Linked DNA regions of Homo sapiens: all the other regions are linked to region 1. A link is a loop called in an ENCODE intact Hi-C map of the cell type or tissue named here. Cell type or tissue: PC-3. All regions are shown on one strand. Links, peaks and the distances in the headings refer to the core of each region. The heading gives the core; the rest is flanking DNA. Region 1 overlaps PSMD1 (proteasome 26S subunit, non-ATPase 1). Region 2 overlaps PSMD1 (proteasome 26S subunit, non-ATPase 1). Region 3 overlaps ARMC9 (armadillo repeat containing 9).

Region 1 (10,553 bases), core at 1,632-9,631:
CTGCATCCCTTCAGGTCTCCAAGGAATGCTAAGTTTCCTCCCTGTCGTGAGAGACATGAATTGAACTTAGTGTTGGGAGACGGAAGCTGGATGGCCCTCGGGGGCTGACCCGCAGGGTGCCGGACTGCTTTCTTCTGCTAGCAAAGCAGTTGCCACTACAGATTAAATGCATTTGGGCCATCCACGGGTTACTGGGTTAAGGATTTTTGATAGGAAAGCTACAGGTTGTAAGTGGCTTCAGTGCTTTCTGGCTACACCCTTGTTTACACTGACAACAAGGTGGTATTGGAGTGTTATAGGGTCACGGAGAAGACCTTCAATTATCAATTATAGGTTTTTAATTTATCCTGGCTTTTAAAGGAATAGGGTACACTGTTTTCTCTTTACTACTTCTATCTCTCTCTCTCTTTGAGTTTCTGTTCTCTCTCTTTCTCTGTCTCTGACTCCCTCTTTGTCTCTCTGTCTCTTTCTCTCTCTCTCTGTCTCTTTCTCTCTCTCTCTGTCTCTATCTCTCTGACTCCCTCTTTTTCTGTCTCTTCTTCTCTTTCTCTCTCTGCCTCTCTTTCCCCTTTCTCTTCTCTCTCTCTCTCTCTCTCTCCCCTCTCTGCTGTTCTTTCCCTGCCTCTGCCAGCCACTTATGCTGCTGTTCTCCCCTCTCCTTCCACTTCCTCTAGGGGAGGGACCAGCGGGAGTAGAGCTTCTCTTTCTTCCTCTGAAAAGAGGATGCCCAAGATGGACATTAACTCGACCCAAGTATACAACTGAGGTCCTAAGAATTGGTCAATTTGGTCTGCCATTCCGTAAAGGTCATCCAGTAGCAGTTTAAGCACCTTTTTAAAATTCTGGATTTCTGAACTGGTTAGGGGAGCATTTACAAAGCCAATGGCCCCCCCTTCCTTGTGGTACCTCTTTCAAAGGAAAGAAAGTCGGGGCTGATCTCTTAGGTACAGAGGGAAATGGGAAATTCTGAATATCTTTTTTACATTGTTCTACTTCACACTGGAGTCCTTTTAGAGAGGGGTATTTAGGTTGGGAGGGAACAGGCTGATGGGATGGTAATTCCTAAGAGTCAGGGTTATAACGAGGAAGGATAACGTTGAGTAGAGAGGGAATTTGGAATGGGATCTGAGGCAGCAGTGGCTGTCTGAGCGGAAAGATTGGGGACACTGAACGGGGTTAGATAGTCTAAGGGATCCCATGCGCTGGAATTTTTAGGCATGAGAGCTGGCTCCTCTGACTTTTCATTTTGAGGTACCAGATTGGGTTCTTCCCTATTTGTTTTTAAAGGAAAAAGGAGGGCAGGTCTTTGCCTCCAATAAAGGGCATAGCCTAGTTCTTCCTGAGACACTGGACTTTTACCATTAACATATCGGATTAGAAGCTGACACGTTACATCCTCATTCGACCCAAAGTTTGGTCAGAAGATTGAGGGTTTGAAGGTGGGTCCCTGAGTCCAAATAAAACAGCAATATTGTTATCATTTGTTGCTTTTTCCTAAGTTTAGTCCTTTCGTTATCCTTCCAGTGTTTTAGCATGAGACCTAGGGAGATATCCAGGGGGATGTCTTTGTTACCATCTTTATCTCCCTTGCTCCCTGTCTTGCTTGGGGTATTTCCCATCTTGATGGTTTTGGGGTAAGGTTCAAGGTTCAATTTCCCTTACTGGAAATTTCTCACCTTTTGGGGTGAGGCTCAATTTCCCCACTGGAAATGTCTTGCCTTTTGGGGTGTGAGGCTCAGTTTCCCCACTGGAAATCTCTGCCTTTTCTGCTACTGGAGGTTTGTGTGAGGTTCAATCCCCCGAAATGGGGATGGCTCGCCTCTTTTTAACCTCTAAGCCACCCCGACCAAGGAGTAGTTCACTGCCCCCCTCCCCCTTGCGGCTTTCTTACCTTGGTCCTGACCACCAAGGAAATACTTTACCGGCTCCCACGGCTTCTCCTTCCTTGGTCTGTGCACAGAGTCATCGCTGCAGTATGTGAAGATCCTTTAAGCTAGGTTGCTGGCCAGTTTTTTATTTTTTATTTTTTTCTGCGTTGCTGAGAGCTCGGGTTATTCCTCGCACTGGGTGGGTCTTGATTTCTCACCCCTGAGGCCACCACAAGGGGGCAGGGCAAGCCTCCTCACGAGAGAGAACCAGAGACCATCCCGGGAGGGGAATGCAATCATGGGCGAGCCCCCAAATTGTTACATATAAAGTTTCGATGCTACAAAAGGAATACCACTCAAATATAAAATTTTTTTTTAATTCTCAGCAAGGCAAGTTACTTCTATAGAAGAGTGTGCCCTTAAAGATGGTGCAATGGTGAACACACACTTGGACAAGGGAGGGGAAGGGGTTCTTATCCCTGACGCACATGGCCCCTGCTGCTGTGTCATTCCCCTGTTGGCAAGGGTTAGACGCACAGGCTAAACTAATTCTGATTGGCTAATTTAAAGAGAATGATGGGGTGAGTGCTTTGGCAGGAGTCAGGGCAGAGCAGGTAGCAGGTAATTGGAATGAGTTAGGGTGGACCAGGTGATCAGAATGAGTTAGGGTGGAGCAGGTCATTGGAATGAGTCAGCATGGAGCAGGTAATTGGAATGAGTTAGGGTGGAGTAGGTAATCAAAAAAGGTTCCTTTATGAGGAAGTTAAGTTTAAAAGTAGAAGGCAAAGAATTGAACATACTGACATATTAATTATTTGGAAAGAAATTTAGAACTCATATCTAACACAACAGTTTGCATTAGGTCCCTTAATTGAGCCTGCAAAACCAAGGCTCCGCTAGCTTTAAGCAGCTGTTTCAATACTTTTATATACTGTTGCCATTGAGCTGATAACTGTTGTCCCATGATGAAACCCTAGCCTGAACAATCCCCTCGAACTTGGAAATCCACAGTGGGCACCAATGACTTACTGACTGCGCAGTTTCTTCACCTTCATTTTCGAGGGTTCCCTCGCAATCTGTTGCAGCGTTCCTCACGCGGGGGCACCACCTGCCGAGTCTGTCCTGCAGATTCTGGCCAAGCAATGGATGAAAGAAGTTCTCAGACATGGATATCCAGTGAAAGAGCAGGCTAGGGGGTTGCCGGCACTAGGGGCTGAAGAGAGTTAGCCACCCCGATAAACCAGAGATGCTTGCATTTGTTTAGCACAGATTTAATGAGAAAGGCTTGGAGCAAACACAATTTGTGGGTAATTAACATTGTTCACCCCCAAGTAGAGAGCAGTCCTGCACACGAGTGATCAAAGGTTAGTGTCTGGAGACAGGAATAAACAAATTTATCTAGATAAGTTCCTTTACATTCCCTTGTTATCTAACCCTTGCTCTTAAGAGAATTTAACTGCCTTTAGCTAAATCCTCTTTTGAAGCTTTTGCAAAACCTCCCGGCCTTCCAGAAAGGTTTGCATCTTTCCCTATAATTTTTATAACTTTTCCCACCACCCTGACCGGTCTCCTACAATCACTTCCAAGATTAGGCTGTAGAAAAAAATTAATGAAAAGAAACATAGTTGAAATTACAACAAAGAATTGGGAATATTTAGTAAAGTTAGTTGATAGAGTAGCAGCAGAGTTAAGAGAGGATTGACTACACTTTTGAAAGAAATTCTGTTGTGGGTAGAATAGCATCAAACAGCATCTTATGCTACAGAGAAATCTTTTGTGAAAGGAAAAGCTAATGTGGCAGACTTCATTGTCTTGTTTAAAGAAATTGCCACACCCACCCCAGCTTTCAGCAACCACCACCCTGATCAGTCAGAAGCCACCAACATCAGGAGAAGACATTCTACCAGCATAAAGATGAATATGCACTGAGGGCTCAGATGGTCGGTGGCACTTTTTAGCTATAAAGGTTGTTGGGTTGTTTGTTTTTTAAATACAGAGGGTCTTCCTCTGCTGCCCAGGCTGGAGTGCAGTGGTGTGATCATTGCTCAGAGGCAAACCTGAGCTTATGGAGCTTGGGTTGAGGCAAAACTGTAGAATAGCAGAGACTACAGGCACTCACCACCATGCCTGGCTAATTTTGGTTTGTTTGTTTTGCAAAGACAGTGTCTCACTGTGTTGCCCAGGCTCATCTTGACCTCTGGCCTTAGGAGATCCTCCTGTTTCCACCTCCCAAAGTGCTGGGATTACAGGCATGAGCCACCCATTGGGTCTGGCTATGTTTTTTAACTGAGGTATATACATTTTTTTGGACATAATGATGTTGCACACTTAATAGGCTATAGTATAGTGTAAACATAACTTTTATATGCCCTGGGAAACCAAAAAGTTCGTGTGACTCACTTTACTGCTATACTCTCTTTATTGTAGTAGTCTAGAACCAAACCCACAATACCTTGAGGTATTTTATTAAAGAATAAAGTTAAAATACAGTTGACCCTTGAACAATACGGGAGTTAGCATCACTGACCCCACAACTCTTACACTGTCGAAAATTCACGTATAACTTTTGACTCCCCCAAAACTTAGCTACTCATAGCCTATTATTGATCAGAAGCCTTATGGATAACATACATAGTCAATTAACATATAATTTTTATGTTATATGTATTATATACTATATTCTTACAGTAAGGTAAGCTAGAGAAAAGAAAATGTTATTAAGAAAATCATAAGGAAGAGAAAACACTCGTCTTCACTATGAAGTGCAAGCGGATCATCAGAAAGGTCTTTACCCCATTGTCCTCACATTGGGTTGGTGGAGGAGGAAGAGGAGAGGTTGGTCTTGCTGTCTCAGTGGTGGAAGAGGTGGAGGAGGTAGAAGGGGAGGCAGAAGAAGTAGGTACACTCAGTGTAATTTTTAGTGAAAAAAAAATTGCATATTAGTGGGCCCACACAGTTCAAGCCCATATTGTTCAAGGCTCACTGTTATATGGATACTGCCTGTTATAGCTTATTTGTTATATTTGTTATATTTGTTATAGCTTATTTATTATATTTGTTATAGCTTATTTGTTATGAAATTACACAGTAAGTTGCTAAAGTGCATGTTAGATGAGTCATACGTCTTATGTCCTTTTAAACTTTAGAAGAGATTTTCTACCCCAGGTTCCCTGGGAGTGAATCTTTGTTATAAAAATTGTATGCAAATCCAACACATAATTTCTTGAACATCCATTATGAACTAGGTACAGAGTCTTCTCCATAATATCCCAGATAGGAAGTCATCCATCTACAAACTGTAAAATATTTTTTTCCTATCGTGGATGGAAATGTTGAATAAAACAGAACAAAACACAGACCCATATAGCATGGTATTTCTTCTTACACCAGTTTTCTTGAATATGATTGTTAATCAAATACTGGTCTTCACTGTGTTATCCTCTAACTCTCATTTTGCCAACTTTTTCATAAAGACTCTAGACAATTTTCACAAAATCCTTATGACATAATATTTACCCAAGTCTACTAGTCTGGCACCTCTAAACGGGTTATGTGACTTATTGGGCCTGATTGTTTCTTAAGTTACACTTTTCATAGAAGTGTCCAGTGTTCTTCGAGGCCTCTTCTGAGATCTGGCAAAACCTATGTGTATTAAGCTATTCTGCATTTTGTCAAAAGATCTGCCACAGACTCCACACTTTGAACTTCTTGAACCCTATCTCTTCTTTTCTCTTTTAAAATATTGGAATACTTCATCATTTACATTCTTTTTGTACTTTGCAGTTTTCTGTTTTTCTTCCAAAATTTGGTTTCATAATTACATACACAAATTTGTTCTATTTCTAGGAGGTGATTCATTTAGCTTTGTGACTGGAACTCATCTAAGGCAACTAGACTCTTTATCTGTTTTGTGTTTGATCAGTCTTTCTGTCTAAAAATTATTCTCCTTGAGAGAAAAGATGGAAGCAAAATAAAATTTAATTACTTCTATTTCCTTCCTGTTATCTTAGCATATCATGTAGCCAAGCTGTGACCCTAACCTTTCCCTATTCTTGCTGTAGAGATTAGACACAATTAAAAAATGAGAAAATGGTCTGTCATGGCCATCCAGAGTGGGTTCTTTGTGTGAATTATCAGAGAACTAGATAATTTTAGTATGGAAAGTATATTCTTCCAGGTATACCCTTAGTATCTCTTGGGTTGTGTAAAGCATCCTACTCATGTTTGACTCTTAAGTTGTTTTGTTTCCTGTCAGTTAATGTTTTGTATTGTCAGTGACTTTATATTTTATAACAATATAAATCAGTGGCTTGGTGTTTATATTCTGCCACATAGGAAGTTGACGGTCATTTAAAACTGTTTTTCTTCCATTTTTAATCTGATGGTGCTTTGCTCTCTAGTTAACAAAATTCATGTCTGCCCTTTTATTTCCTGTAGCTAACACAGGTTAAGTTCCCAGTTTCAGCAGCAGATGTCTCCCGTGAGCTGCTTAGGTTTTGCTGAGTTTTCCACTACATAGTATAGTCAAATAAGTTATTTATGTGCTTGCTACTTCTAAGGGACCATTCTTGGTTCTCTTTTCATAAAACGAATCTTTAAGAAGTGGGAACTGGAAAAATTTTGTCTAAAATTTATTTTATAAATGAAAATTAAATATAATTGACCTGTTTAAAGAGCTGGAGTTAAAAATCCTCTCTATGTTCTCTAAGTTTTAGTTTACTGCCATTTCCCTAGAGTGAGAATTTTTTAAAGTAGAAGAAACCAGTATTCACATTTTTTTTAAAGATAAGGAAATTGAATTCCAAAATGTTTAATAAATTTCCCCACTGTCATAAAGCTAAATACTGAGATTCTAAACAGGCTTCATGATAGACCAGTGCTTTCTCCACCTTGCTTTCAGTCAGAGCACCATCTTTTTGAGTGGCTGTGATAAAACAGCTTTATTCTTAATTTTCCTTATTAACTTTAATATTTGAGAAGTGTCTGTCCTATATCCTAAGACTGGTACATGTTTTCTGAAGTGACATCATTTACTGTCGTAGCATGCTCTCCATCTTTTTTCCCCCCTTTAGATTTCCCTTTTAAAATGAATTTGTGGACATTTGGTCTTATACCATGTTTTAAGAGTTTATTTCTTCATAATTTTTAAAAACTTCTTTTCAAGTATACTTATTGGATATGAATACTAAAAACATGTTAGTAAACACATATTTGTAGTTCAACAACTAAGATAAAATTGTCTTTGTGTAAAATTCTTATGTATATTATCTCCTTTATTCTTAGGATAGTCCAGGGTGTTACAGTATTTTATTTCTTCCTTCTGATATTTGTAGATTGTTATTTGTTCATAATGCTTGTAAATAAAAGTAAAAAATTAATTTGATAACTATTCTTGCTTAATTGAAATGAACATAGTACATTAATTTTTATCTAAATAAATGTTCTCTAGTGGAACATCTAATAAATAAGTGATTGTTGGGCCCATTGTTAGTACTTTCAAAGGCAGATTTTATTATTATAACAACTTATGCAGTACTGTTCATGTCATTGACTTCTGAAAACTCATTTGGAAGTGAGTAGAATCTGAATTATTTTAACTTGACACTGGAAAGGAAAATGAAGAAAGTCAAAAGAATTGGTCTTTGTATATCTGTTGATATTAAGTTTCTATAATGAACAAATTGATAATCTGATATGGACATTTCTTAAAATCAGACAGTCTTGGTGGTCCCTTGCAGGGTGCTATGACTTAGGCTGTTATAATATGGCATTAAATGTTTCTCAGTGTATAAATTCATAAGCTTTTAGATACGGATCTTGCAAGATGAACAACAGATTCTTTGTGCAACTGTTTTTTAGACCACACAAAGTGATTCCTTGAATATAAAAATGTTACATCATCATTGATCCTCATAATTTGAAGAAACCCTCATAGTGAACCAGTTACCACTAACACTAACACTAACTTCATGATCATCTTTACATCTCCATTCACAATTCTATATCAATTTGATACATATTCTCTGTATACTGTTCTCTGTTTTTGCCCCAGTATCTTTGTGTTTCTGTCTGGGTGCTTGACTTTTCCTTACTTTTTGTCATTTTCATTTTTTTTTTCTACATCTTTGTTTTCTTCTCTCCATTAATTGGCAGTAACATGGAATAAAAAGGTTTTTTTTTTTTTTTCAAAATTATTCTAAATAGTTATAATCTGTTCCTTTTCTTCTAAGATAAGACTATTAACTGGAGTTCTTTTGTTACGTAAGGGTGTTTAACTGCTGAGATTTGCTTTCAAATTATACATCTCTTTAAAGTATTCATAAAATGGAAATACCAGTTCTGCATCGAAGTGGTAAGAGTTTGTGGCTTGGTTGTACTTTTCAGAAATAGTCAATAGTGGAGTTATGTTTCACTTTCTAGAATATTCTGGAAATAGTAGAAAGGTCTCTCATTAACTATAGAAAGATCTCTGGGTTAATTGTAAGCAAGAGCTAGACATGGTGACTCACACCTGTAATCCCAGCACTTTGGGAGGCCAAGGCAGGCAGATAGCTTGGGGCCAGGAGTGGAGACCAGGCTGACCAACACAGCGAAACCCCATCTGTACTGAAAATACAAAAGTTAGCCAGGTGTGGGGGCGGGCACCTGTAATGCCAGCTACTCAGGAGGCTGAGGCATGAGAATCACTTGAAGTCAGGAGGCGGAGGTTGCAGTGAGCCAAGATTGCGCCACTGCACTCCAGCCTGGGTAACAGAGTGAGAATCTGTCTCAAAAAAAGAAAAAAAAAATTGTAAGCAAGGAAATTTTTCTTAAGGGTTTGACATGAAACAGTTTATAGGTGTTGTGGCTAATTCTGTAGGTGTGCGTATATTTAAGCACACAAATTTGGAGGCAGTACAAAGCATGTGAGAAGATAGTTCTTTTGATCTAGATTGTTATCTATGGGTAGAGTTTTGGCAATGTGATTGCCTGCCAACTCTGGTGTATAGATTTCCTGAAACAATTATGTATGCCTTCAGATGCATAAAATACAGAATTTGGAATACTGTCATAGTGATAACTGAAAACTTAATCTCAACATACCTTGGCAAGAATATAAATCTTAACATATGCCAAATCCATCATATTAGAGACCAGAACCAAAAACCAAAATAGAGAATGATTTTTTTTTAAGGAATGTAAATTATTTTGCCTCTTATGTGAGATAACCATCCCTAATGCTGCTGAAAAATCTTAGACTAGTAGTAGGGAAACATACCTAAAGCTTTGATGATTTAGGAATTAAATGTGTATGATATACTCTTCCCAGCAGATTATATATAGCCAGTAAGGAATCATAACAGATCAGGATTTATGTATTAGAGCCGCATTCTAGCAAAGGATTCTGCCACTGTGAAAATATATGCCTTGTTCACTTATACACTGAGATTCTCCGTAGCCAATACATTTCTTAAGGCAATTATCCTAAACTGAGTTGCCTGCAGAAGGACAGCAATAGAGTCATAGGTCGAGGGACAAATATGGGTGAACCTGAAAAGGAAAAGCTAAGGTATGAGTTATCTTCACTGCAGACCCCCTTAGTCTAAATTTGCACTTATAACAGGAGCATTAAAATATATATCAAAAGTAGATTGAATTGTCTACCATTTACTTAGTGCCTTCTATGTACTCATCCTCATAAGAATTGTATAAAATGCAGATGAGAATACTGGGGCTTGAAGAAATTAAGTATTTTTCCTAAATTTAATCAGCTGTCTGGTAAGTGGCACAGGTTGGACTCATTCTGAGATCTAACAGTGCAAAATAATATACTGAAAGGATGAATAAAAAATTTTGTGCTGGAAGTTCACTTGAGTCACTGGACAAGCATACATAGGCAGGCATGATCTCACTTAAAGTTTGTATCCCTGATTAAGATCCCATGCTTGTGCACGTTAATTAATATCTCTAAGAAACCTAATGTGGTTCAGGTACCCAAGAGCGATTTTATTTGCTTTTTCCTCCTTCTCCAATAGACCTACCTGTGCTGAGTAGAAGCTCAATATCAGTCATTTAACAAACAGGTCTAGTTCCAAGTTCTTGTTATTTTGTGTGATATCCAGCTACTATCCTCCCTATCCCTTCCATCAAAACAGTTTCCTGATCAGAGGAAAATTATGACTGCATTCAACTAAATCAGACTATAAATGGCAATCTTAACTCACCTCCAGATGTGATCACTGTTTTGTGCACTTATTTTTAGCTCTGTGTTCCTTTTGTTCTGTATCATGCCTTATGCTTTTAAGACCTGGAAGGCAAGGCTAATGTTTGTTTTGTTTTATTTCATTCTTAGCACAACTTTGCATATAATTAGAAACCAAATAAATTTTATGATGACAGTGGTTCTTTTTAAAGCCTGAAATTTATTGATTTGACTTTATTTCATTCGAATACCTTAAAATTTAACCAGAGTGCTGGATTGTTTTCATTTGTAGCTATATAAAATTATTTTCCTCATGGAATAATCTTGTCCAAATTAGGAAAATTAGATATTCTTAATACTTACATCTTAGGTTAAAGAGATGATTTGATATATGACATAAAATTCTTTATATAATATATTCTTGGCACATTTACATCTCATTCATCATCTTACTCATCATTATGTTTGATGACAACTGCCAGTTCTGCTATACATAACTAACT
Region 2 (10,553 bases), core at 743-8,742, 59 kb after region 1:
TGTTTGTCTTTTCTTTTTCTTTTTTTTTTTTTTTATATCTTCTTTTTTTGTTTGGGGCTTTTTTACTTTATCTGTTTGTCTCGTGGACCAATCAAGTTTTGGTGCTTCTTTCTGTTTCTCTTTATTTATAACAATTTTTGCTTTAGACATTTATTACATAAAAGTTCTTTTTTTTGGGGGGGGCCAATTCTGTCACCCAGCCTGGAGTGCAGTGGCATGATCTCGGCTCACTGCAACCTCCACCTCCCGGGTTCAAGCAATTCTCCTGCCTCAGTCCCTCCTGTAGCTGGGACTACAGGTGCACACCGCCATGCCCGGCAAATTTTTTGTATTTTAGTGGAGACTAGGTTTCACCGTGTTGCCTAGGCTGGTCGCAAACTCCTAATCTCAGGCAATCCACCCACCTCGGCCTCCCAAAGTGCTGGGATTACAGGTGTGAGCCACCACACCTGGCCCTACATAAAAGTTCTATACTGTAGTGTTCACTGTTATGAGCATAGAATTAATCTCATGTCCTTTTTCACTTTTTAATATCCTATCCTCGTAGAACACTGTGCTGCAACTGCGTTAGAAAAATTTGCAGTCTTGATCTTCTCTCAGTAAAATTAGTGGTAGTAGGCCTGGCTTAGTGGCTAACACCTGTAATCCCAGCATTTTGGGAGGCCGAGGTGGGTGGATCATTTGAGGTCAGGAGTTTGAGACCAGCCTGATCAGCATGGTGAGACCCTGTCTCTACTAAAAATACAAAACTTAGCTGGGCGTGGTGGTGCATGCCTGTATTCCCAGGTATTCAGGAGGCTGAGGCACGAGAATTGCTTGAGCCTGGAGGTGAAGGTTGCAGTGAGCTGAGATTGTGCCACCGCACTGCAGCCTGGACGACAGAATGAGACTCCATCTCAAAAAAAGAAAAAAGAAAATTAGTGGTAGTAGAGAAAAATCTAGAGAGGGCAACTTCAAGGGAAGGAATGAAGTTGAAGTTTATGAGAACTCACTCAGTGATTCAGTCTCTTCCGGGAGAAAAGCCGAAGATAAAGAAGTTGATTGAAGTTTGTTAAACTGCAAATTATCAATATGATAAACTCTACCTTATTTATTAAATCTCAGAATGTTAGAACAAAAGGCTAATTTAGCTTCGAAGTCCGAAGAAGATAGATTTCATTGAACTAAAAGGAAATTCAGCTTCAAAGTTAGATCAAATAGCACGTTAGCTAGGCATCGTTTTCCTCTCTTCTGCCCCTCCCCAGTCTCCATCCCAGGTTAGTTACTATGTCTTAGTGAAATGTTCCCACTAGCACCCAGGTTTATAGCTATCATAATACTTTCATATCTTATTTTAATTATCAAATTATCTGTCTTCTTTGTGAGACTGGAGTCTCCTTAGGATCTTTTCCAGTATGTTATTCACAATCCTCAACATATAGTTAGCATTCAGTGAATGGGGGTTAGCGTAGGGAAGAGTACAAGTAGACAATAAATGTATATAATTCATTTCTATTGGAAAAACAAGATTAAAGTATACCTGGCCTTTTTTTCAGATGAAAAATTTAAATACCTATAGTGGAGTATTAAGAAAATCTAGATTATTTGGTTGAACAGTAGAACCCTGATTCTTATAAAAATTAAAATGCTGCTTGGTTTAGTCAAGTCAAGTCAGTGTTTGGTTCTTGACTCCAAGCAAAATGTGAAGATGCCTATAAAACACTGAGATCAAGAGAAGAGAAATGTAAGCAACAGGAATCCACATTGGAATTCCAATTAAGACCCTGATTAGGCACAGACAAGCCCCATTTTTATAGGATATATTATTTAAATGAAGATTCTTGCATTTCAAAGTTCTGTGATCCAGCACTAACTCTGTTACCATCTAGCGCATGGGCCAAATCTGATAATGGTGTATTTTGTTTTGCCTGCCTAACAAAATTTGCAAGATTTTGGACAAAATCCATAGTCTACTTTTAAAAACAAAATGACCTAGTGACCCTGGACCTACACTGTAGTAAGATGTTCCCTTTAAATAGAACATGTGTTTTCCAGTTTGCTTCAGTTTTAAAAACAAAATGACCTAGTAATCCTGGACCTACACCCCCAGTAACAAGCTCCCTTTAAATAGTACATGTACTTTACAGTTTGCTTCAGTCCCCACTGCTCCCAGCCCACTTATTCCTTATTTGTTTACTTGACTTGTTCCTAAAGGCATTTGAGTTGGTAATCCCTCATAGCCTCCTAGAATCTCAGCCTTACAAGGGCTCACCAGCTCTCCCCAACTGATGGCTTGGATCTTAGCTCTAGTTCACTGGCTTTCAAACTTTATCTGCACTCTAGAGGAATAGTCTAGGGCAGCAGTCCACAACCTTTTTGACACCAGGGACAGGTTTCATGGAAGACAATTTTTTTTTCTACGACGGGGGTGGGGTGGTTTCAGGATGAAACTTTTCCACCTCAGTTCAGTAGGCATTAGATTCTCATAAGGAACGTTCAGCCTAGATCCCTCGCGTGCGCGGTTCACAATAAGGTTCACATTCCTATGAGAATCTAATGCCACAGCTGATTTGACAGGAGGCAGAGCTCAGGTGGTAATGCTCACTTGCCCTCCGCTCACCTCCTGCTCTGCAGCCAGGTTCCTAACAGGCCATGGACAGGTCTGCAGCCCCAGGATTTGGGGACCCCTGGTTCCAGGCCATATATTCTCCCAGCAGTCCAAACTTCTGATTAAACAGAAGCAGCTCTGATTTCATTCCTTTACATATTGTGTTTCCTTAGAAAAATTTCAGTTAGGGTTAGAGGTTAAGTTTTCTTTTGTAAGTGGTAGTGCTCTCGTTCAAGTGTTCAAATTCAACCCCTCATTTTGCTAATGGGAGAAAAGGAATTAGAAATAAAGTGTTTTGTCCATGGTTACAGGGCTAGTTAATGTCAGAGCTCCTCCCACCAATTTAAGTGGCTTAATAATTCGTAGGGTAATGCTCAATGCTTTCGTAGATTTTTATATAGCTGCATATAAATCTTCATAATTTGTAAGGGATATTTCTCAAAATTCTAATAATGTTTATGCTGCTTAGCACCTAAAAGACCAAGAGTCAGAACATATTCTTTACTGTTTTATATAAATTTTTATAAATGTGTAAGTATATTATAAATATGTATTTGCATATGATTGAAGCGGAAAGAGTAAAACTAAGCAAACTATCTATGCTTGCCTCTGCTATGGTGTGCAAAAAGTATATACTAAAACTTTGCTTTTTATTAACACATGAAAAGCCAATATATAATGCAGATTAATACTTAATTTAGCATCACAGTTTTGATACCCTTCAGGCCTAGTTTTTGAAAAACGCCTGCCTATAGAGAAAGTAAGTCTAGATGTGTGCTAAATCCAGTTAAAAGTACACTTCCAATTTTGGAGAGCCTGGATAACTCACTAATTCCAAGGACTGCATATTAGACTGCACATATGAATTGTGCTTTTAAAATCATCACCAGATGTTTCCCTACTGCAGCACTTACAAATCTTTATTATTGCCTGGGTGTAGTGCCTCACATGCTTGTAATCCCAAGACTTTGGGAGGCTGAGTCGGGAGGATCATATGAGGCTAGGAGTTTGAGACTAGCCTGGGCAACATAGTGAGACCCTCGTCTCTACAAAAAATTTAAAAATCAGCCAGGTGTGGCGGCCCGCACATGTAGTCCTAGCTACTCGGGAGGCTAAAAGAGGAGGATCCCTTAAGGCCAGGAGGTCGAGGCTGCAGTGAGCCATGATCGTGCTGCTGCACTTGGGTGCAGTGTTTCACTCTGTCACCCGAGCTTGGGTAACAGTGAGACCCTATCTCTTTAAAAAAAAAAAAAAGAAAGAAAGAAAGATATCGTTATTATTGTCCTACTATAATAATAGGACAATACTATTATTGTTCATGGTTTCTCTCTTTTTCTACAGGTGGTCATAATGTCACAATCTCCTTGCAGTCCAGGACTGGGCATACTCATATGCCTTCTGTGGTTGGCGTCCTTGTATTTACCCAGTTTTGGTTCTGGTTTCCTCTTTCACACTTCCTGTCATTGGCTTATACCCCTACCTGTGTCATTGGCCTTAACAAGGACTTAAAGGTATGTCTGTGAGACCTCAGCTTTGTAGTATTTCCTGTTCACCGTATCTTATTCATATTTACCGCCCACTTGCAAGGATTTCCATTAAATTTTAAAGATGAGTTAACATCTTATAATAACATTTTCCCTTCAAGTTGAATCGTCACCTTTTTGAATGGAGTGTGTCATTGAAAGTTTTGAAAAGCATATCTCCTTACTAGCTGTGTAACTTCAAGTAATTAGTTGAGAAAGAATGGTGAGAGAGGGGGCTAAATATAAACATACGAAGAGGCTTTATATACCACTCTGATGAATTTTATTTAATACTAAAGCCTGGGAACTGTCGAAGGATTTCAAATGATAAATGAACATGAGATTTCCATTTAGAAAGATCTTTCTGGTATCAGTGGAAACTCATTACAATGCTATTGCAGTAGTCTGGGCAAGGAAGAATGCAAACCTAAACTAAATCTTCCAGAGTTATCTGATACTCGAGTGGTTGATGGAAGAAAGAATTATTACTAAAGGGAAAAAGCAAAATAGGAGGATGACCCTTTGGTAGAAGCAGGAAACAAGACCAACTGTGAGGAGCTAGGGAATCTGATGGAATGTAACTGCTGACTTAAGTCAGAAATTTAAGGCACTGCGTGCCCTGTCATCACATTTGTGGTCATATTTTTTTAATGGAGTTTGTGTTTAGGTCTTTCTTAGTCCTGTGACTTGATGATTCATCTTCTTGTTCTTTAAAAGTCAAAAGGCTTTTTGACCTTTAAATAACTCTTACATCTGGTCATCACTGTTGAAATGTTCTACTAAATTTTCAGAGTGGAAAAGTTTTAGGCTTAAAACTGACTGGTAAAAATAGAATATTTCTTTGTATTGATTTTTCAGTATAGCTGTACAGCCAGTTATCCTTCGTTAAGTGTTTCGGTATTAAAACTGCTCACATTTGTAAATATTGAGCAGCTTTATTGTCAGAACAAGAATCCCTTGGTTTCCCAATCCCCAACTTTTAACATTGTAATTAAACATCCTGTATAACCTATTTTATTCTCTGCCAAACAATTTTATGACTGCTGTTTTTACTCTTTGTGATGAAAATGGGATGGAGAAGATAAGGTTCTTTGTCCTTATGGTGGTATTTATTATCATCCTCCATCAATGCAGATTGGGTAAATAGAGAAAAATTCAGGCCGGGTGTGGTTGTGCACATCTGTAGTCCCAGCTGCTTGGGAGGCTGAGGCAGGAGAATCGCTTGAACCCAGGAGTCAGAGGTTGCAGTGAGCTGAGATTGCACCACTGCACTCCAGTCTGAGCAACAGGGTGAAACTCTGTCTCAAAAAAAAAAAAAAGAAAGAAAGAAAGAAAGGAAGCCGAGGCGGGTGGATCACGAGGTCAGGAGATTGAGACCATCCTGGCTAACACAGTGAAACCCCGTCTCTACTAAAAATACAAAAAAAATTAGCCGGGCATGGTGGCGGGCACCTGTAGTCCCAGCTACTCGGGAGGCTGAGGCAGGAGAATGGCCTGAACCCGGGAGGCAGAGCTTGCAGTGAGCTGAGTTTGCGCCACTGCACTCCAGAGCCTGGGCAACAGAGCAAAACTCCGTCTCAAAAAAAAAAAAAAGAAAGAAAGGAAAAATTGAGACCAAAGAACTTTAAAACTGGTCACTAGGTAATGTGAAGCTGACTTTCTATTAGGCTCATGTTACACTCTTACAAGGCATGATTATATATGGTGTGGAAATTGTATTCAGGCTAGTGTAAGTTACTAGTCTGGTACAAAGAAGGGAAATGGCAGTTTGTATGCAGGATAGACCATCAAATGCTTTACAAAGGAGAGAACAGTTGATCTGATGCTCACACCATGAATAGGACTTACCCATTGAAGCAGGTTGGTTTGTTCATAAAGATAAAGGGATGCCCATTCAAAGGCACAGAGATTAAGAAAAGTATAGAGAACTGCAGGTAATTCTGTAAAGAACCTAAAAACTAAATCAGTAAAAGTAGACATGGCTTTCAGAGAGGAGTCATAACATAGTTGAACATACAGCCTGCATTAAAACTTTGGTCTCCTTTTGTATCCGTATGCCTGTGGAGAGCACAGAGTACTTAAAGCCAATGTTATTTTAATGGAATTTCTTCAGATGCCGAAAGTTCAGTATAAATCGAACTGTAAACCATCCACATTTGCATATCCTGCCCCTCTGGAAGTACCAAAAGAAAAAGAAAAGGAAAAGGTAGGTTCTTTGTTCCTTTTAGCAGCATTTGTACTTAAATATAGGAGCCACTGAGTATTTTACTTTTTCTTTAACTATCTTTTATGTTTTAAAAGTAACACTTCTTATGCTAACATTTGACATTACACAAGAATATGAAGTGAAAGTCCTTTTTGTCTCTTGGTCATCCAAGTCTCATGTCACAGGAGTCACAACTTCTGAATCCCTCTGAAGGTTTTCTCTGCACATGTCAGTACTTTTTATACCACGAATAAAATTATTCTCTACATACTTTTCTGCATCTTGTTTTCACATTAACTATATTTTTTTTTATTTTTAAAACTTTCAATGTATACAGATCTCATTTTTTCCCAGAGCTGCAAAACAATGCCTTTACTATGTGTAGTACTGTTTGTTTTACCAGTTTTTTCTTTGATATTCATTTAAGGTTATTTCTCATTTGTTAGCCCTACACAAGTGAGCCTGGAATTGAAAGTCTTTATACACATGTATTTGTGCACTGTGTGAGTATATCTGTAGGTTAGAATCCTGGATGTCAGGTTACTTGATCAAAAGTAATGCACATTATGTTCATAGTTATTAACTAATTTGCCTTTCAAAATGGACATAATCACTTTATACTCCTACCAACTGTGTATGAGGACACTCCTGTATTAAAGAATAATACATTAAAGAGTTGTACTTGCCCATAAAGTTTTACTCAGTAAAATTATACTTTTTTTGATACCTTATATATAGGAAAGTGGCTCTTTCTCTCATAATTTTCATATTGGCCAGTTGTTGATTATTTGCTGTAAATTTTGTGTATAAGTAAGGATAATTAACCAAATTTGAGGGTAGCAGTTAAGGAATAGCCTTGACAGCATCTTGTTTCATCAGCTATGTTTCAGACCCTCCTTTGGGTCTGAAACAAAGTCAGCTTTTACACCAGTATTGCCCAGCTTTTCACCTTTGTTTTCAGCAAGACCCATGAAGGAGAATAATATAGGCTAACCACTCACCCACTGTGTATTAGCATTGTAAGACATATAGTCCAGAGAGGATATCTACAACCAGCGCTGAAGGAAATTGTTCTATTTTCCATTGCTTTCCTGTAAAGCAAAAAGGCTATAGCACCCAAATCTCAATCTTGGAAGTACATGAGAGCAAATTCATATCCAAGGTAGGCTACAGATCAAAAAAAAGGGAAGAGTTATATTGGACACAAGCCTCCAAGAACTAAAGATTCACTTGATGACAAGAGTAGTAAATTATTTCAGTAAATGTCCTGCTTAGTTTTCCCATTTATTCTTTGATTTATATATATTTATATATATATATATATATATATATATATATATATATATATATATATATATATATATGTAATACAGCTAGGAAATAGAATAGTGTTGTAGGACTGAGTTCTCTAGGGCTTGCATGTTTGTATGTCAGTAAGGGATTACAACAGTTTACCCTGCTCATTTCCCCAGGTTTCTACTGCTGTATTATCTATAACTGCCAAGGCTAAAAAGAAGGAAAAAGAAAAGGAAAAAAAGGAGGAGGAGAAAATGGAAGTGGTAGGTATAAATTGGTGGTCATATGGATTGAAGTATCTCTGTCTCTGTCATGGTCGAGATTCTTCCTTAGTTGAATATTATTCTACCTTGCTCTTGGCTTCCTTCAAACAATTATCCTGTTGCCAGCATGTAGAATCATCAAACTGTACTTGAAAGAGACTCGAAAATATATCCATTTGTGGGAAGAATAGAAGGGTACAAATCAGTAAAAAGTTCCTGGAGCAAATGACAACTAAAATAGGTTTTGAAGGGCAAAGTAGGTTTTTCACAGACAAGATGATGAGGTAGGAGAAAGAAAAACCCTTTCAAGCAAAGGGATTATCACTTGTTTAGGTAGACCTTTTTCTGATCTCTGCTGGTAGAAAAACCTTTTTAATCCTTTAAAACCAAGTCAAATACCATTCTCATTCCTAAGCAGAGTTACTTTTCCCTCCTCTGAGTCTGATAGCACTTTAGTTGTACTTCCATTACTACCGACCACTACCTCTTGTACCTTATAGCTGCTCAGTCAACTTCAGATGTTACTCAGTTCTGTGGAACAGAAATGAACTTCTGTTGAACTTTTTTTAAATTTTATTTTATAGGATGAGGCAGAGAAAAAGGAGGAAAAAGAGAAGAAAAAAGAACCTGAGCCAAACTTCCAGTTATTGGATAACCCAGCCCGAGTTATGCCTGCCCAGCTTAAGGTCCTAACCATGCCGGAGACCTGTAGATACCAGCCTTTCAAACCAGTAAGTTACCAGTGACTCTTAGCTGTATATACCAGTGGGATATTAATCCATAGGACAATAGAATATTGATAGAGAATGATAAATCTCCAAAGCATTGGAGCAAGCTCACTAGTTCTAAGAAATTATTTAACAAAAGAGAGAATGTTCTTTTCCATTTCATATAGATTTGGGAGAATTTTTCTTTTCCCTGTGTAACCCTACAAACTCCCGTCTTCTACCACAGACATACGACGTAGGAGTTCCTAATACAACAATTTGATTAGGAATATAGACTCTACAGCCAAGCATACAGGATTTGAATCTTGAGTATACTGCTCAGGCTAAGTGACCTTAGGCCAGGTACTAAATCTCTCTCTGCCTCAGTTTTCTTTATTATAAAACAGAGATTACCATCCCTGACTCAGAAATGAGGCACAGATTGAACAAGCACTGAGAACAAGACTTGGGACTGCTCAATAAGTATTGATTACTATGGTAATTACACCGTTGTCTTTTTTTTTTTTCTATTTCATTACACCATTGTCATAAATGCATTGCATTTTAGTTAGAAAAGGATCTTCATGGAATTTAATTTATTCCAAGACAGAGTGCTTCATGTTAAAAACAAATGCTTATCAGAAATATGAGTGTGATACTGCCTTTATCTTCCAGGTTCTTGTAGATAACTAGAGCGCCATCAGTAGACCCATCCAAGACATCCAGATGCTAGATCTGTCTAAAATGTCAGAGATTCGATTTCTAGATCCTTATCCTTATACAAGAGTAAACTTATTCTTATCAACCTGATGGTGGGTCAAAGGCAACTCCTATCTATAATTGTGAGTCGGGGTCTTAACCTGACTAATTTATCAGCTAGAAGAGATAAAGCCAAGGGATGCAAGATAGTGTATGTAGTGGTTTAGAGCTGGAATTTGGCATAACTGGGTTTTTATTTCTACTGTTAGCTGTGTGACTAAGACAAGTCATTTAATCTTTGTATTTCAGTTTCCTCATCTGTAAAATTGATATGGTAATGCTACCTACCTCCTGTTGATGTTGTGGAGATTAAATAGGTTGTTACATGTAAAGCACCTAAAACAATGGTAAATGCTAATCTGTAGCACTGCCTGATCTGTAGTAGTTGCTGTGTAGTGTTAAATGAATGGACAGAATCATCAATGGATACCTTTAATGCAGTCACTGTCTGATCTGCAACCTGGTTCATCTCGGTGGCGGTTTTACAGAGAACGTATTCTAACTGTGTCTGTAAACTTATCTTACCAGTAGCATGGGAATCCAGAACAGATGTATTAGGACACAACTAGAGCATACTCTAAGCACGTGAAATAACTAGTGTTTTTGATAATTATGAACTAAGACAGTGAGGCACGTGCTCAATGCCATGAGGCCATATGAGCACACTGTACACCACAGTAGAAAACTAAATGATTGCTAAGCCTTTGCTCAAATTAAGTCAGAGATAGCTATAACAGTTGGTCCACCTATGAATTAAAAGACTGCCTATGTCTGTGCAAGGAAGAAATGAGGAATCCTGTTGAAGGTATAGCCCTACACACACACACACACTCCTTCAAAGAGTGGGAGACTTTGTGTTCCAAAGTGTTTAAGGAAATTCCTGTCCAGTTGTTAGCTGACTACTAAGTTAAATGAGCATTGACTTTAGTGGACACACAAATCAGGGAATACAAACTTTATAGAATAGGAGAAAATATTTTCAAATCATTTATCTGATAAGACAGTTACATCTAGAACATACGAAAAGCTCCTCCAACTCAACAATAAAAAGACAACCTAATTTTAAAACAGGCAAATGATTTGAATAGACATTTCTCCAAAGAAGATGTACAGATGGGCAAATAAGCACATGAAAAGATGCTCAACATCATTACTCATTAGGAAATGCAAATCAAAACCATAACAGGTGCAGTGGTTCCCACTTACAGTCCC
Region 3 (10,553 bases), core at 1,027-9,026, 190 kb after region 1:
CGCTTGAACCTGGGAGGCGGAGGTTGTAGTGAGCCGAGATTGCGCCATTGCACTCCAGCCTGGGCGACAGAGCGAAACTCCTTCTCAAAAAAAAAAAAAAAAAAAGTTCCGCCAGGTAGTCAAGGCCAGATTGTCCAAAGATTAACAATCTCTTATCGTACTCTAGGCATATAGTCAACAAAAAGAACTTAGAAGCAATTACAGAAACCCTCCCCTAACCTTGTAAGTTCTCTTTATGTGGCCTCTCCCTTTCCCCTCCTAAATCCTGCCCCACTATTAAGGTGGCTTCCCCAGGGTCCTGGGGTCAGATAATGAAAGCAAATGCCACTGTAAGAAACTTCATCATTTTCCCACTTTTATTCATTCACTGCAGAAAAACTGATGTTGCCAACTGCAGTGTGGAAGGAGGCAATGTGGTCCTCATTCTATCCAGCCTCCTCCATTACCATAACAACCCACATCCCATAGTAAGCAGGAGAGAGGAAGGCCAGGAAGCCTGGGATGGGGCAGAGGTGGTAGGGAAAGCTCTTCGGCTGTTTCTGTGGACTCCTGACATCATTCACCTGCCAGAGGTACCAAGCACTGCTGGAATCCGGGGCCAGGTTTGTCACTGAGTCTCTCTCCATGCCCTTCCCTGACACCCAGCAGTCCACATCCCTGCAAGTCACATGCGTGAATCCCTTCTGCACACGAGCAGAAAGTGAAGAGTGAGTCTCAAGAGAGCTGCTTGGCCAAGGCCAGAAGCCCCCAGGTGGCCTTTCTTCTAGCTCAGGGTTCACAGTCTGGCTGTACAGGGCGGTCACCTGGGGAGATGTTTAAATCTTTAAGACTGTACCCCACACAAATTAAATCAGAACCTCTCAGAGAGGGGATTTCAAGCTCCCAGTTGGGGTCTCATGTGCAGCCAAGGGCAGAGCCTCACTGCCTGGGTCGCAGAAACGAGGGTGTCCAAGGGGCTCCCGATCAAAAGGAGGCAGCTGAGGAGAGCAGCCAGGGAGCTTTGAAACCTTTGTCCTTTTTAGGCTGGGTGCCCATTTGCCTTGAATATCTCTTCTTTGGGTTGTATGGAACAGCTATAATTCATCCCAAATTCAGGTGGGCAAAAATTAGAACTTTATTTTTTGCAGTAACTTCATTTCTGACTCTCAGCCCTCATTCTGGCATATTGAAAAAAATAAAAATAAGACCTGAACCTCAGTGCTGCCTGAGGTTGCTCTCCTGCCTTCTCTGGGTAGGCCACGGTGTGGGGGCGGAGGATTGTTGCACATCCGCGCCATAGTCATCAGCTGTGCCCAGCCCTCCCAGGCCAGGAGTTCTCTGCATTCAGCCTGAGAATCTTCTTCAAGGCCACCTGTGTGTTTTAGTCCACTGAGATACATCTGTCTCCTTGTCTTCCCTCCTTCCTGGCAGCCAAGAAGCAGGGTGCAGGCCCCCTTTACTCTCTGGCCCAAAAAACATCTTTTTCTCTTTTATAAGCCTTGCCCTTGGACCAGCCTGCTAGAGTGGGATAAGGGGACAATTTACACTTTTGTAAGGGATGTCTCTGGAAGAAATTGTGTTGGGCAGAGCTAAACCTTCTAACCCTGGGCATTCTGGAAGGCTTGGGAAATACCTACTTAGTTCAGTAAGTTACTGTTTAAATAAAGAGGGCCTAAAGTATTTATCTTTCTATCTCAAGCACCTAAGTTATTCTGTATCCATAGGACAGCGGCAGGAGCCCGCCACTTTGAAACAAAATTTTACAGTGATTGAACATTCAGATGGAAGACCAGACACACAAGTACCTCGGGACATCCATCACCAGCATCAAATCAAAGTGAAACCCAGGAGGAGAGCCTCCATCCTGTCTTCATCCTCAAGTGGAAATTAATAGCAGAGTACAAATTGTTGCTAGTGTATCAGTTCTTAAGATGTGTGAAATGGCATTGCCACCATCTTTATTTAGATTATTGGTTTCCTTGTTCTATTTCAGTAAACTTGAAAACATCTCTGTGGGTTTTCACACGTCCAAGTCCAATCACAGTCTTCTAGCACAATTTTTCCAGTAAAGTTTTAAGGTCTTCAAGTATTAAAATTCAAGTATATTTTAGCGACCTAACCCCACAGGTGGGGAAGGACTATTCTGGCAAAGCCTAAAGGAAAATTCCAGCTGGTGACATTGACAACGCCGGGTGAGCTGCCAACAGCAACAGCAGAGAGATTTGTCCCCTGGCTTGGGCCTGGACCACAATGCCAGCCCTCAGGGAGGGGAACCAGCACCAGAGAGACAACAGGGGCACCAGCCAGGTCACTGGGCAGGAGCAAGGCAGAGCCCCCGGGAAAGGAATGATACTGGCCATTCTAGCCCCACGTGTGTTAGATATCGGAGTGCGGGCACCTCATGGAGTGTGGACCAACTCAGGGAACAGGATGGGAGATAGTCATCCCAGAAAGGAGCTGAGGTCTACAAGGCACTTCACTTCTCAGGACAGGATTATTCTGGGTAGTGGGATGAGTCTGAGCCAGCAGGCCTTGAGGTTATGGGGTCAGGAGAAGGGGAGCTGGGCAGGAGGAGGCAGAGAAAGAGAAGCGTGGCTGGGCTGTCTGTGGCCTTACAAAATAGCCAAGAGTCTTAAAAAAGGCATTTCTGTATTCGAAAATGAGCGGTTTATAACTGATGAGTACAGCAGCACTTCCTGAAGGTGGAATGGTGTATGCTGTTGGTGGATAGGGAAGTTAGTCATTAAACTTCAGCCAGAAAGCAGAGTGGCATCACATCTTCATGCCTGCACAGTAGCTTTCTAGACTAAATGGCATTCCACAACAGTGCTGCGACCCGTGGGGCATGCAAGCCTCAGTGAGCAGGGGGACACTTTGGTGTCCCACTGGCCTCGGTCCAGTGAAGTCAGTGGAGTCCTTCCCTTTAGAACGAGCGTTGGGTTGAGAACATGGGTTTCTACATCTTCCCTCCTGGGAATGGTTTGGTGTTTGATCAAATGTGGGTGCACCCTGCCTGCCACTTTACAAGCTGGGTGCTCTCCTCAAGTATGGCTTTAGTTCCTTCTTTTCTCCTACTTCCCATTTGACTTCCTTTCTTCTTTCAGGCTTTCTTTACCTTCATGTCATTTGTTCAAGAAACAAGTGATAATAAGAAAGATGTAGTAGGGATAGAGGGAGGAGTAAGTCAGCTGCTCTGTCCCCAGGGACTCACAGTTCAGTGCAGTGGGTGAGAGACGAGTCAGTAAGCATTCATTCATTAGTAAGCAGCAATCTTCCAGAAGTGGCGTGAACTGTCAGGAGTTCTAGATAAAACGCTGAGTGTGTTCGGGGAGGAAGAGATGGCTGCTGAGCAAGGGGATCAGGGAAGACTTCGTGGAGGAGAAAGTACCAACACCTCTGCAGTGCCTGCTTCTTACCTGGCCCTAAGCCGGGCGCTTCCCTTGTGGTGTATTGTGAGGTCCTACCGACAACCCTGAGAAGTGGCTGGTACAACCCCCATTCTACAGAGGAGGAAGCCGGGGCTCTTTCTTTCTGTAACTCCTTTGTGCTACCAACTTACTGCTCTTTTGTAAATTCTTAAAAAGACCTAGCGATGAACCACAGAGCCTTCAGGAACCCTACCTGCCATGACCACCACCCATACCGCCCGTGGAAAAATCATGGAGTTTAGAGATAGACTCGGCTTGAATCTCAGCTGCCTGCCACTTACTGGAAGTGAGACCAAGAAGTCTCTCTTTCCTCTCTGTGCCTCTCTGTAAAATGGGGGATAATAGTCAACAACATATTTGTAAGGATTAAGTGAAATAACGGGTATGGCAGAATCTAGCATGATGCCTTGAAATAAATATTTACTTACTTTTCCCTAAATTCCCCTAAAATTATATGCTGGCTTTTAATTTTCCCCATGCTACTATAATCATGTTCTGGTAAAAATGGAGAGATTTACTATTTAAAATTGCTTAGGATGATCTCAGACAGTGACTGAAATGGTTGTGATTAGGATGGTTAGGAGCATGATGACTTTGATGTAACCTCATTCTCATTAAGGTGTTTATGTCTCTGCAGAGGCTGACAGATTCTGTGGACCAAGGCTCCCACTGTTTATCCATTATTCATTGATTCTTTTTTTCTTTATAGAAGAGCTACCAGATGGTGTTCTTGAATCTGATGATGATGAAGATGAAGATGATGAAGTAAGTTGGAGGTTCTTGACACCACATAGAAAACCCATACCAAACTATTCTCTCTTTCCTGCCTTGACAAGTTAGTCCAGAAATGGAGATTTTTCATTCCTGCTACACTATTTCTCACAATTCTGAGGGTTGGCTAAAGCTCAGCTGGGTGGTGGTTCGGGTCTCACTTGGGGTCTCATGTGGGGAGCCCAGCGGCCATGTTTGAAGACTCCCACACTCATTGGGTTCACAGCAGAGACGCAGCATTGCATGTCATTCGAGTTTCATGGGAAGCTGAACAATGACCATTCTTCTGTGTGAGCTTTTGCTCTGAAGGGGCACGAGCCTCGGCCTGTCTTCCTCACCGGTGGGAGTGCTGGGCGTGTAGGCGCCTGGCGAGAGTCTCTGGCGTGAGGGGTCCTGGGTTTAGTTCAGAGCTAACGGAACTGACCAGTTTTCTCTGTTATTTGCATTCTTTTGACTTGTGTTTCCTCAGCTGTGAAAAATCTACTTGCCTGGTGTTTTAGAGCATGAAGGTTTAGAAGTTAATGTATGCGAGTCTCTGAAATGATGTAAAGAATGGTGACTCAGGGACTGTAGTTGGATTTTCAGATGACAAGATTTTACATGGTTTTCCTTCAGATACCTAGGAAGAAAAGACCTGTTGTCCCCTCTGGTCATCCTTGATTTGCCTGCCTTCATTTGCAGGGAGCAGTTACTCCTGCAGTGAATGCTGGAACATTTTCATCTATTTTGGGGGGAGCATTCACTGAAAAAGTGGATGTCAGAGGATGTTTTTTTGTTTGGAGTCGTGGCCTATCAGCTTGTAAAATGTGTAAAAGCCAGGTTTTTGATCACTGATGGCATCAGTTGGGAAAGAGGTATTTAAGAGCCCCTGCCAGAGAGGATCTGCTAAGATCTGCTGGGAGATGCTTCCTCAGCAGGCGGCCTCTGTGGCTGCCGTTTTCTTCACAGGCTGCAGGTGGCATCAGCGGGTACGTGCTCCTGCTGGCTCTTCCTGCCTTGTCCAGCAGTGCAGAGCTTGACCTCCAGATAGGGGTCCTGGCCCCTATCATCTTCTCCAGGCCCCTTTGTTTACAAAGGTGGAGGCAGAGGGAAAAACACCAGCTTGAGCTCACACAGAGAGTTGATGGTGGTAAAATTGGGTTTAGAACAGGAGTCGGCAGACACTTTGTGTAAAGGAAAAGATAGGAACTATTTTAGGGCTTGCAGGCCACACAGTCTCTGTTCCAACCACTCAATTCTGCCATTGTAACACGGTGGCTGTCAGCAGTACATAAGTGGCTGAACGTGGCTGTGTTCCTGTAAAACTATTTATGGACGCTAAAAATTTGAATTTCATACAATTTTTGCATGTCATTAAATATTCTTTCAAATACTTAAAAACACAAAAATCATTCTTAGCTGGCGAGCATAGGAAAGCAGGCACCTGACTCGTGGGCCATTGTTTGCCAGCCCCTAGGCAGTTCCCGGACTTGGGCAGCCTTCTCTTGATTATAATGAGTCACCACCTTTGTGCCTGGCCCTTCAATATCATTCTAAATGATAGTTTAAATTAATATTTAATTATTTGTTTTTAACAACTTTTTTTCATTGTGTCCTAAAGTTTGTCTCGAGATCTGTTTTCTTCCCTTCTTGTATCATCCCTTTGGGTTTTTCGGTTTGCTTTGGTTTTTCATTTTGCTTTGTTTTTGCTATAAATCCTGTTTTTATCTTATAAGGGAAAATTCATTTTGTTCAACTGTTCTAGTTAATGATGAGAACTCAATTTCTGGAAATTTCATTCTGAAAGCAATTGTCTACTGTAAATGAACAAATACAGAAGTCTTATAATTTTCTGGACTTTTGCTACTCTTTTAAGAGGTTGATGTTTGAAAATACTTGTGATAACTAGAATTTTCAGAAGATTTCTAGAAGAGGTTTAGTTGGAAAATTATAAGGAAAAGATCTGTCATTTGGGCCAAATGGGACTCTGTGATGAACCCCGGGCAGCAGATGGGGGCTCCTTCTCCCAGGTAAGCCTCACTGCGCATCACCGGTGCCAGCCGGGGCAGTCCGGGCACAGCCGGTCTTGCCTGGATTTTACTCAGCTTTCACCGGAGGCTAGCATTACGTTTATAACTGTCTTTCAAAGTTGGAGGGAAAAAAGAGAGTGACAGATCTTAGGCTAAAGAAAATTTCTAAGAATCCTTTGAGAAGTAGCACTGTTGTTGGAATGTGGTTATCACTTCCCAAGGTGACAGCTCTGAAGGAGACAGCAAAATTATTTGCAAGGTGTTGGAGTCATACCTTATCTTGCTTAGCAGTGTAAATGTTCTTTCATTTAATATTTAGACCCAAAACACAGAAAAATGAAACCACTGTTTTCAGTTAGCTGCTTAGCAACTCTAAAGATAAAATGGTTCTAATGGGGCCAGGCACGGTGGCTCACACCTGCAATCTCAACACTTTGGGAGGCCGAGGTGGGCGGATCACTTGAGACCAGCCTGGCCCACATGGTGAAACCCCATCTCTACTAAAAATACAAAAATTAGCTGGTTCATGGTGGCGTGCGCCTGTAATCCCAGCTACTAGGGAAGCTGAGGCACGAGAATCACCTGAACCTGGGAGGCGGAGGCTGCAGTGAGCTAAGATCCTGCCAGTGCACTCCAGCCTAGGCAACAAAGCAAGACCCCATCTCAAAAAAAGTGGGGGGCTGTAGTGGGATGGGGCCTGAGACCAGGGTAAATTATGCTCACTCTAAATCACATTGAGCTGAAATCTGTGCGCTCACAACTTCCACCACTGCTATCCCTGCTTCACTGGAAACTCTCAAGAGAACCCCTGATGCAAAGTCTCGTTTTTCTCTGTAATTTATAATGACTTGATCTAATGTGCTAACCTAACAAAGTTATGTCTGAATATACATACGTTTATATACTAAAATTTTAAAAAAAATAAAGGTAGAGCTAGAAATGCATCTTCTGATTTATAGACTGTCTAGGATATAATGTCAAATAGAAAAAGGAAATCATAAAGTAATTTGACCAATAATTTCGGAAAAAGCAAATGTATAAAGACACAGGGCTATGGATTATGTATGTGCCTATGTAGCGGAAAGGTGTGGACATGTACGCCCTCTTTGCTGACATTATAAACTGCAAGGGGGGAATAGGAATAAGGAAGTTTGGGTGAAAAATGCAGAGAGGCCCTGAGGCTCCTCAAGAGAGAGAAGTGAGACTAGGACACGGGGTTTAGTGGCGTGGAAGTCAGTTGCTGTGCATTTTTGTGGGTTGATGGAGCAAAAGCGAAATGAATGGATTGAGGGCCAGGTGGGAAGTGAGAAAATGGCTTAAGAAGTGTATGCTGCTCCTCGCCCAGTCTGGCTGTGCACAGAAGAGCAATAGTGGCTGAAGGGGGCATTTTTGTTTGTTTTAAGATGAGAGAAACCTGAGCATGTTAAAATGCTGATGGAGTAGCTCCAGCCGAGAGGGAGAGCTGGAACATTCAAGGCAGGAAGAGTCTACAGGATGGCATTGAAAATATGGGTGTTTTCATTGTTTTCTAAACCACTTATACTTTCTTGGCCCACAAAGCCCCAGACCCATTTAAACCTCCAGAGAAACAAAACCATCATTAGATCAGCTTGGACAATACACCCCAGGGAATGGACAATGACAGCTGTTATTTAAGGATTCAAATGCATCTCATTTAGCACTTCAGAGAAATGTGTTACCTGATGCATTTATTTTATATGAAACAGACGTAATATGTTACAAAAGGGCTGTTGGTAAATCACTAAGCTTAGGAGCCTGGTTCCGTTGTTCTCACCCCCAGTGACTCAGGTTTCCTTACTATATATCACAGCCAGTTTCCTTGTATGGCTTCCTTAAGTAGAAATGCAAGACCTTCCTGTGCTATTCTAGAAGACTGATTTTAAGACAAATATTCTCGCCTCTTGACAAAATAGGTTTAAGTGCCAGGTGAGGTCAGCCGTGGACATTTACTTGCTGGTTGCCATGTAAGTGCCAATCGTATGCTCAGCAATTTCCTTCTATACAAAGTGCTCAGATCTAAGAGTTGCTCATATATTTACTCAACAAATATTTGAGGGCCTCGAAATAACACTATTGTAGGAACTAATGGGGAAGGGATGCAAAAGAAATCTAAAAGAGTATCTGTGGTTTAAAATACCTCCAAGAATTTCCAGCCTAGATAGGGAAGATCACAGTGATTCTGACAACAGCAGCTCCCGCCTGCTGGCAGTGCCGGGTGCCAGGCACTGTTCTAGGCGCCTTATGGGTGTTCAGTCATCTCCTCTTCTTAGCAGCCCTGTGGTAGGTGCTATTTTTATTCACATTTCACAGATGAAGAGACAGAGAGAAAATAGGTCACTTGCCAAGTTCACACAGCTAATAAGTAACTGTGATGGGGCTGGGATTCAAATCCAGGTGGTCTGACTCAGTGGTCCATGCTCCTAACCACTGCCCTATATTACCTTCTTGTGAGACATACATGAATGCAAAATAGCAAATAACAGAAAATAAATATGTGATCACAGATTCATAAAGGTGATAGACACAGGAAGTGCCACAGAAATTCCAAGTACTCCAGGAATACTGGGAGATGGCTGGCGTGGGGTAAAGAGGAAGTGAGATGAGTTGAGGAAGGGAAGGGTGTGGCCAGCAGGGGTGGCATCCTCTGGGGGAGACAGCACAAGCATAAGCTTTATCCTTTGCCTCTCCACTGCACTCACATCAACCCCCCCAAGAAACCCATGTTAGTGATCTAGTGTGTGCATGCGCTTTCATACTTAAAAGATGCACACACAGAGTACACGGAGGTATGTACTACACACAGATCCATATATACTTTTGTCAGTATTTGTTTTTCAAAATGAGATAACATAGAGATAGAAATACACATACTTCTACACCATGTTGCCTTTTTCTCTTGTTAATGTTTCTTGAAAGTCCTTCTGAGTTAGGCAGTGTAGCAAGTTGATACTTTTTAATGCTATGAATGTATAATTTTCTAGATTTTTTGCTATTTCAAACAATGCTGTAGTAAAATCTTTGTAAAAATATCCTTATTTACCAGGGCTTTTATTTATATGGGCTCTTGCTGCTGGATGAAAAAGTATTTTTTTAATAATAGATTTTTCCAGATTGCTCTTTTCAAAGGCTGTTAATAATTCAGATTTCACTAGGAGAACATGAAGGAGCCTCTTCCCTCCATCTCCACTAGCAATAGGTGCTGTTACTCTATTTTTTTTTAATGTTTTTGCCAATCTGGATTTGGATTTGCTACATTGTACATTTCCAATTTCATATCCTTTCTGTTTTTTTCAGTTGTGCTTCTTTCCAAACCCTTTTCACCATCATTACAAATGTTTTAAAGATATATTTTTTCTAATCTCTTTTGCCACAAATCTTTTTTAAAATTTTTTTTAAGTTAAAGATTGAGGCGGGATGTGGTGGCTCACGCCTGAATCCCAGCAATTTGAGAGGCCAAAACAGGCACATCACCTGAGGCCAGGAGTTCAAGACCACCCTGGCCAACATGGTGAAACCCTGTCTCTACTAAAAATACAAAAATCAGCTGGGCGTGGTGGTGCACACCTGTAATCCAAGCTACTCGGTAGTCTGAGGCGCAAGAATCATTTGAACCCGGGAGGTGGAGGTTGCAGTGATCCAACATCACGCCGCTGCACTCCAGCCTGGGCAGAGCAAGACTCCATCTCAAAAAAAAAAAGTTAAATATATTCGCTTTTATTTTATAGTTCCTGGGTCTCCTGTCCTGGTTAAGGTCTTCCCTAACCCTAAATTTTACATGTAGTCTCCTAGGTTTTCTTTTAAGATTTTAATTTTTTCATCTAAGTTGTAGTCATTAAATATGTTATGCATAGGAAAGAAAAACATATATGTTTATATAAGGTTTGAAGTAACCATTCTCCAATTTTTGGTTTCAGGAGCCATTTACATTCTTAAAAATTACTGAAGATTCTGAAGAGTTAATGAGTATTTTGTCTATCAAAATTTTTTAAATGAGAACTTAAATATGATAAAATGTTAAATATTAAAATATTAAATAACTTAAAATGGCAATAGTAAATCCATTACATTAATATAAATAAGATATTCTTATGAAAAAGAATTATTTTTCAAAACAAAATTTTATGAAAAAGTGTAGCATTGTGGGTTTGTTTTTTTTTTTTTTTTTTTTTTTTTGCCAATCTCTTTAATGTCTGGATCAGAAAAACACAGTTTGATCTGGGCTGTATCTGTTGTCATATGTTGTTTTGATTGAAGGACATAAAGAAAATCTAGCCTCACACACCTGTGTACTTGGAAAGGGGTGAAGTATTTTCAAAGCCTTTTCAGATAGATATTTTTGCTCAAT

Evidence for each region. Hi-C counts contacts between places; a loop is a spot of excess contacts. Peaks named below come from ENCODE experiments on the same cell type or tissue, not always from the same donor. Only the 100,000 strongest peaks of a DNase experiment are listed, where the experiment ranks them.
Region 2: it touches region 1 in a loop (4-fold over the local background); 6 of 110 quality-filtered maps call a loop at or near these places.
Region 3: a loop joins it to region 1, with 4 times the contacts of the local background. A loop is called at or near these places in 10 of 110 quality-filtered maps.

The regions. Positions count from the first base shown.
Region 1 is chr2:231,097,980-231,108,532 of GRCh38, forward strand. All of the region lies in intron 16 of PSMD1 (proteasome 26S subunit, non-ATPase 1), which reads left to right. It overlaps HTR2B (5-hydroxytryptamine receptor 2B), which reads right to left. Exons shown (of 4, transcript NM_000867.5): 4 at 10,251-10,553. The coding sequence ends at 10,538. Among named protein-coding and RNA genes, the nearest start is that of HTR2B, 22 kb to the right of the region's middle. In PC-3, for the core only: CTCF peaks have their summits at 2,135 (motif pointing right) and 6,336; a DNase peak (open chromatin) is centred at 6,332; H3K27ac peaks cover 2,056 bases.
Region 2 is chr2:231,157,412-231,167,964 of GRCh38, forward strand. PSMD1 (proteasome 26S subunit, non-ATPase 1) reads left to right here. Exons shown (of 25, transcript NM_002807.4): 20 at 3,929-4,098; 21 at 6,224-6,316; 22 at 7,789-7,875; 23 at 8,460-8,606. Among named protein-coding and RNA genes, the nearest start is that of ARMC9, 36 kb to the right of the region's middle. In PC-3, for the core only: no CTCF peak of the experiment used is centred there; DNase peaks (open chromatin) are centred at 4,050 and 4,740; H3K27ac peaks cover 1,764 bases.
Region 3 is chr2:231,292,082-231,302,634 of GRCh38, forward strand. ARMC9 (armadillo repeat containing 9) reads left to right here. Exons shown (of 25, transcript NM_001352754.2): 19 at 4,117-4,172. Among named protein-coding and RNA genes, the nearest start is that of MIR4777, 65 kb to the right of the region's middle. In PC-3, for the core only: CTCF peaks have their summits at 5,123 (motif pointing right) and 5,330; DNase peaks (open chromatin) are centred at 5,120 and 8,140; H3K27ac peaks cover 2,466 bases.